2 separate regions of the Homo sapiens genome follow, and region 2 is linked to region 1. A link is a contact called in ENCODE Hi-C or POLR2A ChIA-PET data. All regions are on one chromosome and are shown on one strand. The core of a region is the stretch at or near the end of the contact, and the rest is flanking DNA. Distances in the headings are between cores, read along the strand shown. Region 1 has its middle 45 kb from the start of PGRMC2. Region 2 has its middle 37 kb from the start of PGRMC2.

Region 1 (6,494 bases), core at 2,742-5,241:
AGTCATTTGGATACCAGTGGTGTCACATTTGCCTAACATCTGGGGACATGACTGACCTTTTTTCTAAGCATTTGTATTAGTCCATTTTCATGCTGCTGATTAAGACATAACCCGGACTGGGAAGAAAAAGAGGCTTAACTGGACTTACAGTTCCACATGGCTGAGGAGGCCTCAGAATCATGGTGGAAAGCAAAAGGTACTTCTTACGTGGCAGCGGCAAGAGAAAATGAGGAAGAAGCAAAAGTGGAAACCCCTGATAAACCTATCAGATCTCGTGAGACTTATTCACTACCACGAGAATAGCACAGGAAAGACTGGCCTCCATGATTCAATTACCTCCCCCTGGGTCCATCCCACAACAGGTGGGAATTCTGGGAGATACAATTCAAGTTGAGATTTGGATGGGGACACAGCCAAACCATATCAGCATTTATATTCATATAGCTATACCTGTAGAAATATTGTAGAGCTTATGGTCCAGAATCTGTAGACAAACTGCCTAGGTATAAATCCTTGCTCCATCACTTATTAGCTGTATGACTGGGCAAGCCACTTACCCTCTCCGTGCCCTAGTTCTCAAATTTGTAAAATGAAGATAATAATAGTGCCAGATTTGTAGATTTGTTTGGAGGATCAAATGAGTTCATGCATGTGAAGCACTTAGAACAGTGTCTAGCACATCATAAGCACTATAAACTATTAGCTATTATCATCCTCCTCTTTTTTTCCTAACATCAATGGCATCCTACTGTATGTTATTCTGCAGACTTGTTTGTTTAATTCATTAATGTATTTTGGAAATAGTTCCACAGTATTACAGGTAAAATTTGCCTCTTTTTTTTTTAACTACTTCAAGTCTAATTTTCCATATAATGATTTCAAACCGTTCCTTAGTACCTAAAAGAAATGTCTACATTTACCACAACAGCTTACCTCTTTTGATTCAGTGAACTAAAGTAGGGGGGAAGTGCATGATAAACTAAAATGTGTTATGGAAATGTTAATGTATGTCTGTCTTTACCAGGTGTCCAATGGGGAAGGAGGTGAGAAGCGTCTGCTTTGCCTGGGACTGACCCATTACCACTCATGGTAGCCTCCGTTCATCTTTGAGTCTTGCTTGCATTTCCTAAAGACAGTGACTCACCAGAGATGCACAGCAGAGTAGCAGGGAAAGCTACCATTCTCTGACTGTCCTACCTCTCCCTGCCAGCAACTTAAGTTGCTGCTTCACTACTTTGAATGAACCTACATGTGTAGGGTTGTTTTGGTTTTTGTTTGGTTGTTTTTTTGCTTGTTTGTTTCTTACAAGCTCAAAGAGTGGAAGCTGCATGTGTATTTAAAGAAAGGCAAGGGGAGGTCTATGATTGACATGGTAAGGTGACAGGCACATTGGGGACCTGCTTTCAGAGTCCACTTCCAGGGCATAGCCTCCTCCAGACCCAGAAAGGATTAGGAACCGCTGCCACTTCATCTCGTGCTCTTGGCATCCATGCTGTACGGGTCTTTCACACCTCAAAAACTGGGGAGGACAAAATAAAAGGGCACTGTGGCAGGGGAGAGTGGGAGACGCCTTCCTCTGATCTTCTCAGCATTCATTCCCCTCAGGCTGTCCCTCAGGTGGTCTTTCTGCTGCCACAGCACCTGGTACAGGGCCTGGTACCAAGCAGGCATGCCACAAATGTTTACTGATTAAAGCAATAAATTGATTGAACCTTCACTTACCTTATCAGGACAAAGTGTATTTGACATTTTTAAAAGGTTGGGGAAGGGGTTCTGCTAGCAACATAGACATTTAAAAGCAGAAAAACATCTAAGATAATAGAATTATGTGAGGAAAAACGAAATTTTTTTGTGTGTTTTTAAAGGTATCAGGAGAGGAATACACTAGAAGGAAAAAAATAACCTGGAAAGGATAGCGATTTGCTGACGGGCACTCTAACAACCTAAAAAGACATGACTCGCTCCCAGCACCTGTTGGCCTTGGAAGCTTCTGATAAAGTGCAGCACGCCTTGGGTAGAAGTCCTGCTGGGGGCTGATTCCTGGAGGGGAGTGAGCAGGGCTCCAGAAACGGACTCAGAGGCTGCTGAAGGGAGGCCCACCCAGAGGGCCAGAATTTCCAGCCCCTGTTCCTTTTCAGGGCAAGCTCCAGGGACCTGCAATTCCTTTTGTGATTCATTCTCAGAAAAACTTTTCTGCCCTTATTTTGCCACATGGCCACCACTGCATTCTCCTTGACTTTGACAGCAGGACTCCACACCACCCTGGGCTTCTACCTCAGGCCTCATAGTTTCTTCCTCAGCCAACGCAAGAGTGGCTGCCCCAGCTTTTGTGGGCCTCTTCTTTCCTCGCTCCCATACACACCTGAGCAATCTCTGCCACTCCCCTGACTGTCACCTCCATCTTTGGACTGATGACTCTGTCCCAGGCACAGACCTTAGTGCCCTTGGCCCACTGAGTCCCTCCTCGTGATGGCCCACAGGTTCCCCCGGTTCAGTGTGTTCAAGGCATTCATCAGCTTCTCCACTAAAAAAGAAAACAAACCATCTATCCTCTGGCCTTCCCGTTTGCCAACAGCACTGTCCTCAGTCACCCACGCCAGAAACCTGGAGTCTTCCTTGGCCCATGCTCTCTACTCCACACCCACCCACCCACCCACCCACCCAGCTCTGCCAAATATAACTCCTCATCATCTTAGAAGGCCTCTCCAATTCTTCACCTCCCACTCCCTCTCAGGGATCTGTCCCCGCAGTTCCATATATTCTCTTAAGCACACATTTAAGATCGCTCCACTGACAAAATGGCTCTCTTTCCAATGGTTCCCTGTCCCCAGAGGACAAATTGCAAGCTGTTAGCATTACATTCATGGCCCTTCATCACTGGGCCTCCACTGCCATCTTCAATCTGATCTCTCATCATGCGCTCCAGGTGGTACAGTGCCCTAGGCCCTCTCTTGCCTCTGCACCTTTGCACATCTCATCTCATCTTCTAGGAAATCTCTCAACCTTTGCCTAGCGAATTCCAAACTTTTTCTTCAAGACTGAGTCCAAGGATCCTTTTCTTCAAAAAGCCTTTACTAACACCACTCCCATGAGCCCTCTGGGGTGAGGTGTGCCTCATCTGTTCTCCCCTGCTATGCTCACCTACCTCTGTCATAGCATGGCCACCCTGTGTCATCAGCATCTAATCTATTGTCTCTTTCCTCCCTCTCTTAGACCCTCCCCGCGTTGCCTGATCTGTTAAGAGCAGAAATTGACTATCTTTGTGCCTGCTGTGGTTTGAATGTTTGTGCCCCTCCAGATTTCATGTTGAAACTTAATCCACAATGCAGCAGCATTAAAATGTGGGGCTATAAGGAGGTGATTAGGCCATGGGGCTGGAGCCCTCATGAATGGATTAGTGCCTTATAAAGGGCTTGCAGGGGCAAGTTTGCCCTTCCACTCTTCTGCCCATGAGGACACAGTGTTTGTCCCCTTTTCGCTCTTCTGTCCCTTCTGCCAAGTGAGGACATCTGGACGGTACTGTCTATGAACAAGTGGCCTTCACCAGACACTGAACCTGCCTTGATCTTGGACTTCCCAGCCTCCAGAACTGTGAGAATATAAATTTCTGTTTTTCATAAATTATTCAGTCTCATGTATTTGGTTATAGCAGCACAGGAAGACTAAAACAGTATCCCTACCCCCAGGACAGTATCTGCTCACTTAGTGAGTGCATCAATAAATTTCACTGAATTACGACTGTCCTAAAACAACACTTATTCCTTAGATTAGCTCCAGAAACACAGAAGCCCCTGACAGTGCTCCAAAAGACATAGAACCTGAGGCCAGGATCACTTCAGCTTCTGCCAGGGAAAACCCCCCTTTTTGAGGCTGGGTCAGAAACAGTCAGCCTGTGAATATTTTAGGAATGAGAGATGAGGCAGATCCCCCTGGGGCATTTTGACATTTTGCCATCCACCAAGCTGGGAAGTATGCCTCATTCTTAACCAGATGGTCTTTGAGCTGGTATTTCTGCCCAGTCACATGTCTGAGTTGATGCAATTGTGTTCCAGAGGTCATAAGAGAAAAGCTGCTGGCGAATGTATCTGAAAGAGGCAGCCCCTCGTTTTTGTTTCTGTGGCAAAGGTTTTCACAACAATCAGCCTTCTCAAGAAGTGTACACACAGCTTGCCTGACCAGACCATGGTGGGAGACACAGCATGAGCTGTGGTCAGGTGGAAAACATCACAGACAGCTCAGAGGATGACACACGTACACTGTGCCTTATGAGAAATAAGAACAGAAATCTGAGTCCTGGAGAGTTTTCAAGTGGATCCCAAGACCAAATGGTGTGGTTCTTCATCCAAATGTAAAGAGTAAAGAAACAAGATGGACTATTCCACTGGGCCCATCTTGTTTCTTTACAACAGAGGGATATTTGAACTTTTCATTTTTGTAAGAGGTTCTGTAAATGTGTCAGTTAAGAGTTCAGAATGAAAGTGGAAATGGTGTGCTATCGATGATGGCTTCCCTTGCTTACACCTTGCAGCGCTCACATTGATCTAGCCCAAAGAGTTTGCAGAAAGGAGGTCGGCAGCAAATTAGGGATCCAATCTGTCCCCTACACCACATCTCAGAGTCCCCAGAGAATCCTGGGGAGGACAGGGCTGGTCTGATGTGTTAGCAGAGACAAAAGCCAGGCTACTCCAAGAGAGGCCAAAAGAGCATTTTTCAAATGAATTTTTTCCCTGCCTTCATTCCCCACCCACAGCCTTGTCCCTGAAGTGGCAAGTTAGTTCCACAAGGCTTCTGTGGGCTCACGGCATCAGTGCCATTGCTCTGTCATCAACCCCTTCATGTTAGCATCCACCAAAATAAATTCCCTTTTGGTTGTCCACTGTTGCTGTCTCCTCAATGGTATCTCCAACCACGCAGCCTATGCTGCAGCCACTGATATAATAGTCTCCCCGCTTCCTAGCTGTGAGGCCCCTCCAGATCTCCTGTTCTCAGGCTTTTGCCAGCCACTCTTCCAAGCATGCTGAGCATACAGGACATCCCTCAGACTGCCAGAGCCCCACCTGATCTTCCCTGCCACAGTGGCCTCAGGAATGCCCTGTGGGCCTTGCTACTTCTCACAAGCAAGTGGACTCTCCCAGCTTGTCTCTATAAGCTGATCTGACTTGGCTGGAGGATGAAGGGGCACAAGGGTGATATAGGACCCCTTCTTTGGGACTCCAACCAATAGCTCACTTTCTTTCCTATTGAACTCTTCTCCGCATTCCCCAGCCTAGTAAGTTTTTCGACAAAGTTGGGCTACCGGGGATAACGAGACTATGCTCTTGTTCTGTTCTAGGTTCGACAACTATTGTTTTTTGTTTCCTTGGTTTATTTTTTCAAGACATAGCCTCACTCTGTTGCCCAGACTGCAGGGCAGTGGTGTGATCTTAGTGTTCACTGCAGCCTCAACCTTCCAGGCTCTGGCGATCCTCCTGCCTCAACCTCTGAAGTAGCTGGGACCACTGGCAGGTGCCACCACACCTGGCTAATTTTTAAATTATTTGTAGAAATGGAATCTCACTATGTTACCCAGGTTGGTTTTGAACTCCTGGGCTCAAGTGATCCTCCTACCTTGGTCTCCTAAAGCGCTGGGATTAAAGGAATGAGTCACTGCACCCAGTCTGATGTCTATTGTTTAGACCAGGATTTCAGTTCAGGACTGAAAACATCTAGGCTCTCAGAACTCAAAGATTCTTTTTCTTTCCAGTCAACTAACTCTGTCTTGAGTTTCAAAACTCAGTATCTTTAAATCAACTTTATTGATATATAAGTAACATACAACAAATACATTCATTTTAAGGATACAGTTCAATGACTTTTGACAATTATATATACTAATGCAACCATTACCACTGTGAAGAGAAAGAATATTTTTCTCACTCCAAAAAGTTCTCTCTTGCCTAGGTTGCCTGATCTTAAGTAACCACTGATCTGCTCTCACTTTAGATTAGATTTGCCTTTTTCTTTAACCGATATGTTATGTTTTGCTTTTTTCACTTACTATAATGTTTTGAGATGTATCCACATTGTTTCATGCATGTTGTTGCAATAAAAACTTTATTCCTTTTTATTGTTGACTAGTATTCCTTTGTACACATATACCACAGCTTCTTCATTCTTTCACCTGTCTGGGTTATTTCTTATTTGCAGCTATTATTAATAAAACTTCTTTGAATAAATCTTTACATGGACAGAAGTTTTTACTTCTCCTGGATTAATACTTAAGAATGGAATTGCTGTTATGAATGGTAAGTGTGTGTTTAACTTAATAAGAAACTGCTAAATTGTATTTCCAAAGTAGTTGTATCATTTTATATTTCCACCATAGTATATGCAACTTCCAGTTGCTCCATATCCTCACTAACATTCAGTACTACCAGGCTTCTCAATTTTATCCATTCTGGTAGGTGGACATATTGTAATATCACATTGCATTTCCCTGGTGAATAACGCATTTG
Region 2 (6,150 bases), core at 3,165-5,664, 81 kb before region 1:
GACCAATTATGGGGATATTGCAGTAGTGAACCTTGGATCAGAAAGGTTGGAAGCTGCATTAATAATAACACTAAATAGAACTGACAAAAAGCTAACTCAAACTCTCTCAACTAAAGGAAGAAACTTATTGTTTCATAAAACATGAAGTTCCAAAGAGTAGTCTTAGGTCCAGCTGGATCCAAGGATTTCACATGAAGTCAACAGTTCCCCCTCTCTACCACAGGAATCTATATTGAAAACATATTATTTATAGCTGCTGAAAAACATTTTCACATTTTTATAGTTTTCCATATTGTGAATTATTTCTTCTAAAAGTAGAATATAAAAAATTACATTTACTGGATTTCTTTGCATTTAGAGTAAAGGTGTATGATCTAGGCATTGCCAAACAGATACAACTACAGGAGACTTGAATGTGGAGGGGAGTTATAATCAGTGATGGCCCCACACTGGGAGATTGATTTCCTGACAAGGACAGTGGTCAAGGAATCTAGTTCTTTTGGGGCAACAGCAACACAGATTATGGCTTCAGGTTCAGGGTTGGTGCCATATCAATTGGCAACAGGTAGTAGGAATGATGTTTTTGCCAGTATAATTTTTCAGCAAGATCAGCCAGTGTTCTTAGCTTCAATGTCCATGGCAATGAACTATCAAGCCTGTTTTCCAGCAATTCTGGAAATTCCTTGAGCTACCTAATATCTTTTAATAAATCCACTTTTGCTTATTTTTGGACTATTTGGAATGGATCTGTTGTTCATAATCAAGAATGTTGACTATTATACTCCTCCCTTTTTCTTGACTCCTTTCATGTGTTAACCTCAATCTCGTCTCATGCAGACTTTTTCCACATGGTAGGGAAAGGACTACCAGCAGTCATTAACTGGCATTTTCCAGCTCCATAACCCAAAAGGCGAGTCCCCTTCCATTTCAGCACCAAATTTAAAAGCTTGGGAAATAACAATAGCTACCATTAGTATAGCCATTAATATAGCATTTACTATAAACAGACACTAAGATGGTCTATATTTACTTTTTTTTTGAGATAGTCTCACTCTGTTGCCCAGGCTGGATGGCAATGGCATGATCATGGCTCACTGCAGCCTCGAACTCCTGGGCTCAAGTGATCCTCCAGCATCAGCCTCCTGAGCAGCTGGGACCAAAGGTACAGGCCACCACACCCGACTTTTTAATTGTAGAGATGGGGTCTTGCCATGTTGCAGGCTGGTCTTGAACTCCTGGGCTCAAGCAATCCGCCTGCCTCAGCCTCCCAAGAGCTGGGATTACAGGTGTGAGCCACCGTGCCCAGCCAAACTCATTTAATCTTTACCACATCTCTAAGAAACAGGTACTATGATTTTTCCTCATTTTTCAAAAAGGGAAATGATACAATAAATTTCTCAAGGTCATATAGCTAGGAAGTAATAGAATCAGAATTTAAACTCAAGCAATTTGACTCCAGAGTCTGTGCTCCCAATGCAGGGACATTCCAACACAGAAGTGCAGTAAAGATTTTATTCCTACCTCACTGGTTTCCCTTTCCAGAACAAGCAAAGGTCTGAAAAGGGAAGCCAGAGGAAAATCAGATAAAATCTGGAGGAAAATGTGATGGCTTAGAGAAGAAAGGGTTTCAAAAAAGGAGATATGTATCTACTCAATTAGAAGTTACCCTTCAAAACATGTCATATATTCAATTATCTCCATGTGTAAATTATTGAGAGACTGCAGAGAAATTTCCAAATGAAAAGTTACATCATTGAAGAGTAAAGTGAATTTTGAATAGGCTTTCATTATCTATTAATAATCATAACTTCAGAATTATTGACTAACATGTTTCATTTGTGAAGCAAACAATAAACATCATTAAGCATGAAAAAAAGAAGGAAAGAGAGATCAACTGTGTCAGATGCTAGTGAGAGGCTGAATTAGATTCAGACAGAAAATTGACCACTATATTAGATGCTATTGATAAACTGGATAGGATCTATTTCAACAGAGTGGTGGGTACAAAAAAGTGTACTTGGAATGGGCATATGAAAGGAAAAAAATGAGAAAGTAGAGACAGAAAGTATAAACAAATAGTTTGAAGACTGTGAAGAGAGGGAAAGAAATAAAACATATGAGGATGATGTGACGTCAAGGGAGATATAGTTTTATTTTATTTTATTTTTTTAGGTTCCCTCAAATCATGGGATTCAAGGGATGATTAATAATAAAACATGTTTGTATATCATTAGGAATAATTCCATGATGAAAAAAAACAATAATTAAGAAGAGAGAGGGTAACTCCAGTATTGAGGTCCTTGAGTAAACAAATGTGGATGTGATGTGATCTAAGACGCTAACAGAGGGGCTGGACATCAGAAGTAGAAACACTACTTCCAGTGTTCAGAAAGAAACATAAAATACATGGAGGGTACAGATGCAAGTAGATTGGTAGGTTTAGTGATGGGAAGATGAGGCAATTCTAAGTTAGCTACATTTCCTTGGCCGAGGTTATTGGCTGAGAGTGAATGGGATGAAAGAATGGAGGTTTTAGAAGAAAGATTGTCCTAGAGTGTAGGAGGGTGAATGTACCAAGGAAGTGAAACAGCATCATCTAGCAGCATTGGATTCCATTTGGGATTTACAGTGGAAAACTTTAGGCAAGTCCAGTCATCATGGTTGTATGAATTTCCTCTAGTAACATTAGTTTCTCAGGTGTAGTTACAGCATAGGAGGATAACTGGGTTTCACAAGGGGTGAGTTTTTTCAGATGTGTTCAGTGGAGAGAAAGGAAAACAAGAAAGTTCAGGTTTTCTGCAAGAATCTGGCTCAAGTGCCAGACCATGGAAGCTAGCTTAACAAGAAGATAAATAACAATATGAAAGTTAGGGAAATTAAAAAATAAAATCAGCAGGATCAATGGATTGAATGTCCCTATAGGGTCAAAGAACAGTTCCAAGGGAACTGGTAGGAGTGAGATAGAGACTCAAAATGTGATAATCAGACAGCAGGATAGTGATTGCTGTCCAGAGATTTTAAAGGCTATTGGTATTGACTGTTAATAATGTCTATGGTGTGGCTGTAAGAATGGCAGTGGCTGGTTGCAGTGGAGTGAAGATATTTGAAGTAGAGAAGTTCAAGAAATTGAGAGACCAGGGTACTGGGTGGATAATCTACAAGGACAGCAAAACCAACAGGATTGTAGGAATAATGGAGGAAATCAAATACAATAAACTAGATGATAAAGTCATCAAAGAATGATGAGAGACAGCAAGAGATTCTGAAAGATGACAACTATTAGAAGAGAGATTAGGTGGTAAAGTCTGAAGACATGAACTCAACAGACTTAGGGTTTTCAAAGTCAAAAGAAGGATAGATAGTTTGGAAGGATCAATAGGAAGAAAAAAGATACTTACTCTACCTACAGCCAAATAAAGGTTTACCAGAAAGGGGTCCCGATGCAGACCCCAAGAGAGGGTTCTTGGACCTTGTGCAAGAAGGAATCCAGGGTGAGTCCACAGAGTAAACTGAAGGCAAGTTCATGAGTGAAGTAAAGAAACAAAAGAATCGCTGCTCCATAGACAGAGCAGCCCCAAGGGCTACTGGTTGGCTATTTTTATGATTATTTCTTGATTATATGATAAACAAGGGGTAGATTATTCATGAGTTTTCTGGGAAAGGGGCAGACAATTCCCAGAATGGTTCCAAAAAGGGTTCCTCCCCTTTTTAGAATGTATAAGGTAACTTCCAGACGTTGCCATGGTATTGTAAACTGTCATGGCACTGGTGGGAGTGTCTTTTAGCATGCTAATGCATTCAGTTAGTGTATAATGAGCAGTGAGGATGGCCAGGTATCACTTTCACTGCCATCTTGGTTTTGGTGGGGTTTGGCTGGCTTCTTTATGGTGTCCTGTTTTGCCTGAATCTTGTGATACCAGTCCTGCTGACCTCCTATCTCATCTTGTGACTACAAATGCCTAACCTCCTGGGAATGTGGTCCAGTAGGTCTCAGCCTCATTTTATCCAGCCCCTGCTCATGATGGAGTCACTCTAGCTCGAACACCTCTGACAGAAAGACAAGACATCTTCCATTTGGGAGGAAACTGCTTCTAGGAAAGAAATTTCCTCAGGGAACAGCCAAGTTTCAGTTAGAGGAAGAAGGGGAAGCAAATGTTCAGAGAGCAGTTTTGGGATGTAGAAAAGTTTGGTAATGGAAAACCAAGAATTATAGAGGGCAGTGGAGGAGTCTGAGATTGCAGAGCAGCATAAACAAGATAGAGTGGGGAAGGTAAAAAGCAGTGTTGAGACAAGCGATAATGATCTAGGAGGTGTGGACTTCTAGCACTGAGGTTATTGGAATGTGGGGTATGTTGTGAGCTGTCCTGGAAGGCTAGAGGAAGCTGAGTAACCAGTGTTATCCAGAGTGTTTAGCCAAGAGGTGTGGGTCATTGTTTAGTCCCATATCTCACAGAGGCGTTTGGGCCTGGGGAATGGAAGAGGGCCTCCTAGAAAAACAGCTCATCATGGGTTGTAAGCTGTTCAATGAGCAGTGCTGGCTGGGGAGGAGTTCTCTCTAGAAGCACTACTTGCTGTTGGGACCTCCAGACCCTGGTCTCTCTTTTCATTGCAGTACTGTCACAGCCTGAGCATCAGTGGGGCCACAGGTCGCTTCACCAGGTGAGAGGTGCAGAAAGAAGAGCCATAGTGGGTCTCAGAGCAGAAAGTTTTGGGGCAACTGGAAAATGAGACCACATGAGGAGCTGGGGCCATTAGTCTCTCTCTCTGGAAAGAGAAAAGGAGTTTCATTGTTTTGTTTTGTTTTGTTTTTGTTTTTGTCATCTGGCATTACAGCCTTATCTTTAACCAAGTTTTCTTTGCTCCATTTTTCAAGTTTCACTACCCTGAATTTTGCCTCTTTCAACCCCAGAAAAGTCCTTTTCTTCCTTGACCACGATTTCAACAAATAATACAAGCTAGGTATGACTGAACTACCTTCACGCAACACTTTGAACAAACTCCAGTGATATTTGAGACTTCAGACAACTACTGCTCTCTTATCATCCTTTGCTGCCATTCCATCAAAACAAAACAAAGTAGACAAAGACATGACTCACAGATGACTGATTGAGGTTAGACATACAGATGGATAGATAGACAAATAGATAATAAATAAATGAGAGAAGGGAAGAGGAAGAGTGGGGAGGGGAGTGGTAAGGAGAGAAGAGGACAGATTTGGTCATCCCTTTGATGGCTGGTAAAATGTCTAGATATTCTTTGGAATAATTCAATTCTACAATCTTATCAAAAGGATAATCTTATTTAGAAACATAATCAGCAAAACTAAAACTAATTTCCCAATTCCCCAACTTCCACATCCAAAAAATTATTACAGCTCCCAGACAAATGCAGATTTGAATTAGGAAAGGCCTAAAGGGAGCATTAGAAGGCACACTGAAAACTGTCTTCCTAACCTCTCAATCAGAACTGATCTTAAAAACCCAAAGCTAGAAGAATCTGTTTGGAGGCAAAAATCAGAGCTCTAGTCCAAAGACCTGTTTAAATAGAAGCTAAATCCTGATCTTGCCTGGAAAATGAGGTTCTTACATCAGGGTTACTCTCATAACAATGAGGAGAAACTGGCATTGTCTCTCGAGGTAAGGCTCCATCGGTGGATTATGGCAGCTAAGGAAGGGAGTCAGGATCAGAGCTTCAAACACAACCAGCTAAGGAGCCCTCATTTAGAATTCCCATTGTGAGTTTACCCCCTGGGTGGCCCATAAGGCTTCCTCTACTTTCCCTTAAACACCACACACACACACACACACACACACACACACACACAACTATTCTGCACCTTTTGAAGCTAGTATGGCAGTTATCCAAGCAAAATGGAAAATTTTTTAAATTCTACAGCATTTCAAAGAATGTTAAATTACCCAAAAAAGTGAGAATTATTTCTCCAGGGCATAGAATTATTTATATAGCTACCATAACTTTTAAAACAATGTTGATGTATAATGACATTTGTTCCATTAAAAAAAAATCTCCCCTGGCCTTTTCAGGTTCATTGTTCCTTGATTAGTTGATCCAAACTAAGCATTCCAGACATTGTTGTACAATAGCTCCATTCTGTATTCCAAAATATTTATATGGTATGACACACTTGAG

The links. Hi-C counts contacts between places; a loop is a spot of excess contacts on that map. ChIA-PET counts read pairs that join two places held with the same protein, here RNA polymerase II (POLR2A). Pooled maps may share reads with other maps.
Region 2: a loop to region 1 is called in a pooled map, with 2.0 times the contacts of the local background. The contact joins two enhancer-like sites. A Hi-C loop is called at or near these places in 1 of 50 pooled maps. POLR2A ChIA-PET finds 5 or more read pairs at or near these places in 2 of 52 experiments (AG04450 and activated T-cell).

Annotation. Positions count from the first base shown.
Region 1 is chr4:128,239,233-128,245,726 of GRCh38, reverse strand. No RefSeq gene overlaps it. Among named protein-coding and RNA genes, the nearest start is that of PGRMC2, 45 kb to the left of the region's middle. Within about 2 kb of position 3,991, at least 6 of the 41 ENCODE cell types and tissues checked have a DNase peak (open chromatin) inside an H3K27ac peak, as active enhancers do.
Region 2 is chr4:128,321,440-128,327,589 of GRCh38, reverse strand. No RefSeq gene overlaps it. Among named protein-coding and RNA genes, the nearest start is that of PGRMC2, 37 kb to the right of the region's middle. RefSeq lists an enhancer at 5,417-5,979. Within about 2 kb of position 4,414, at least 5 of the 41 ENCODE cell types and tissues checked have a DNase peak (open chromatin) inside an H3K27ac peak, as active enhancers do.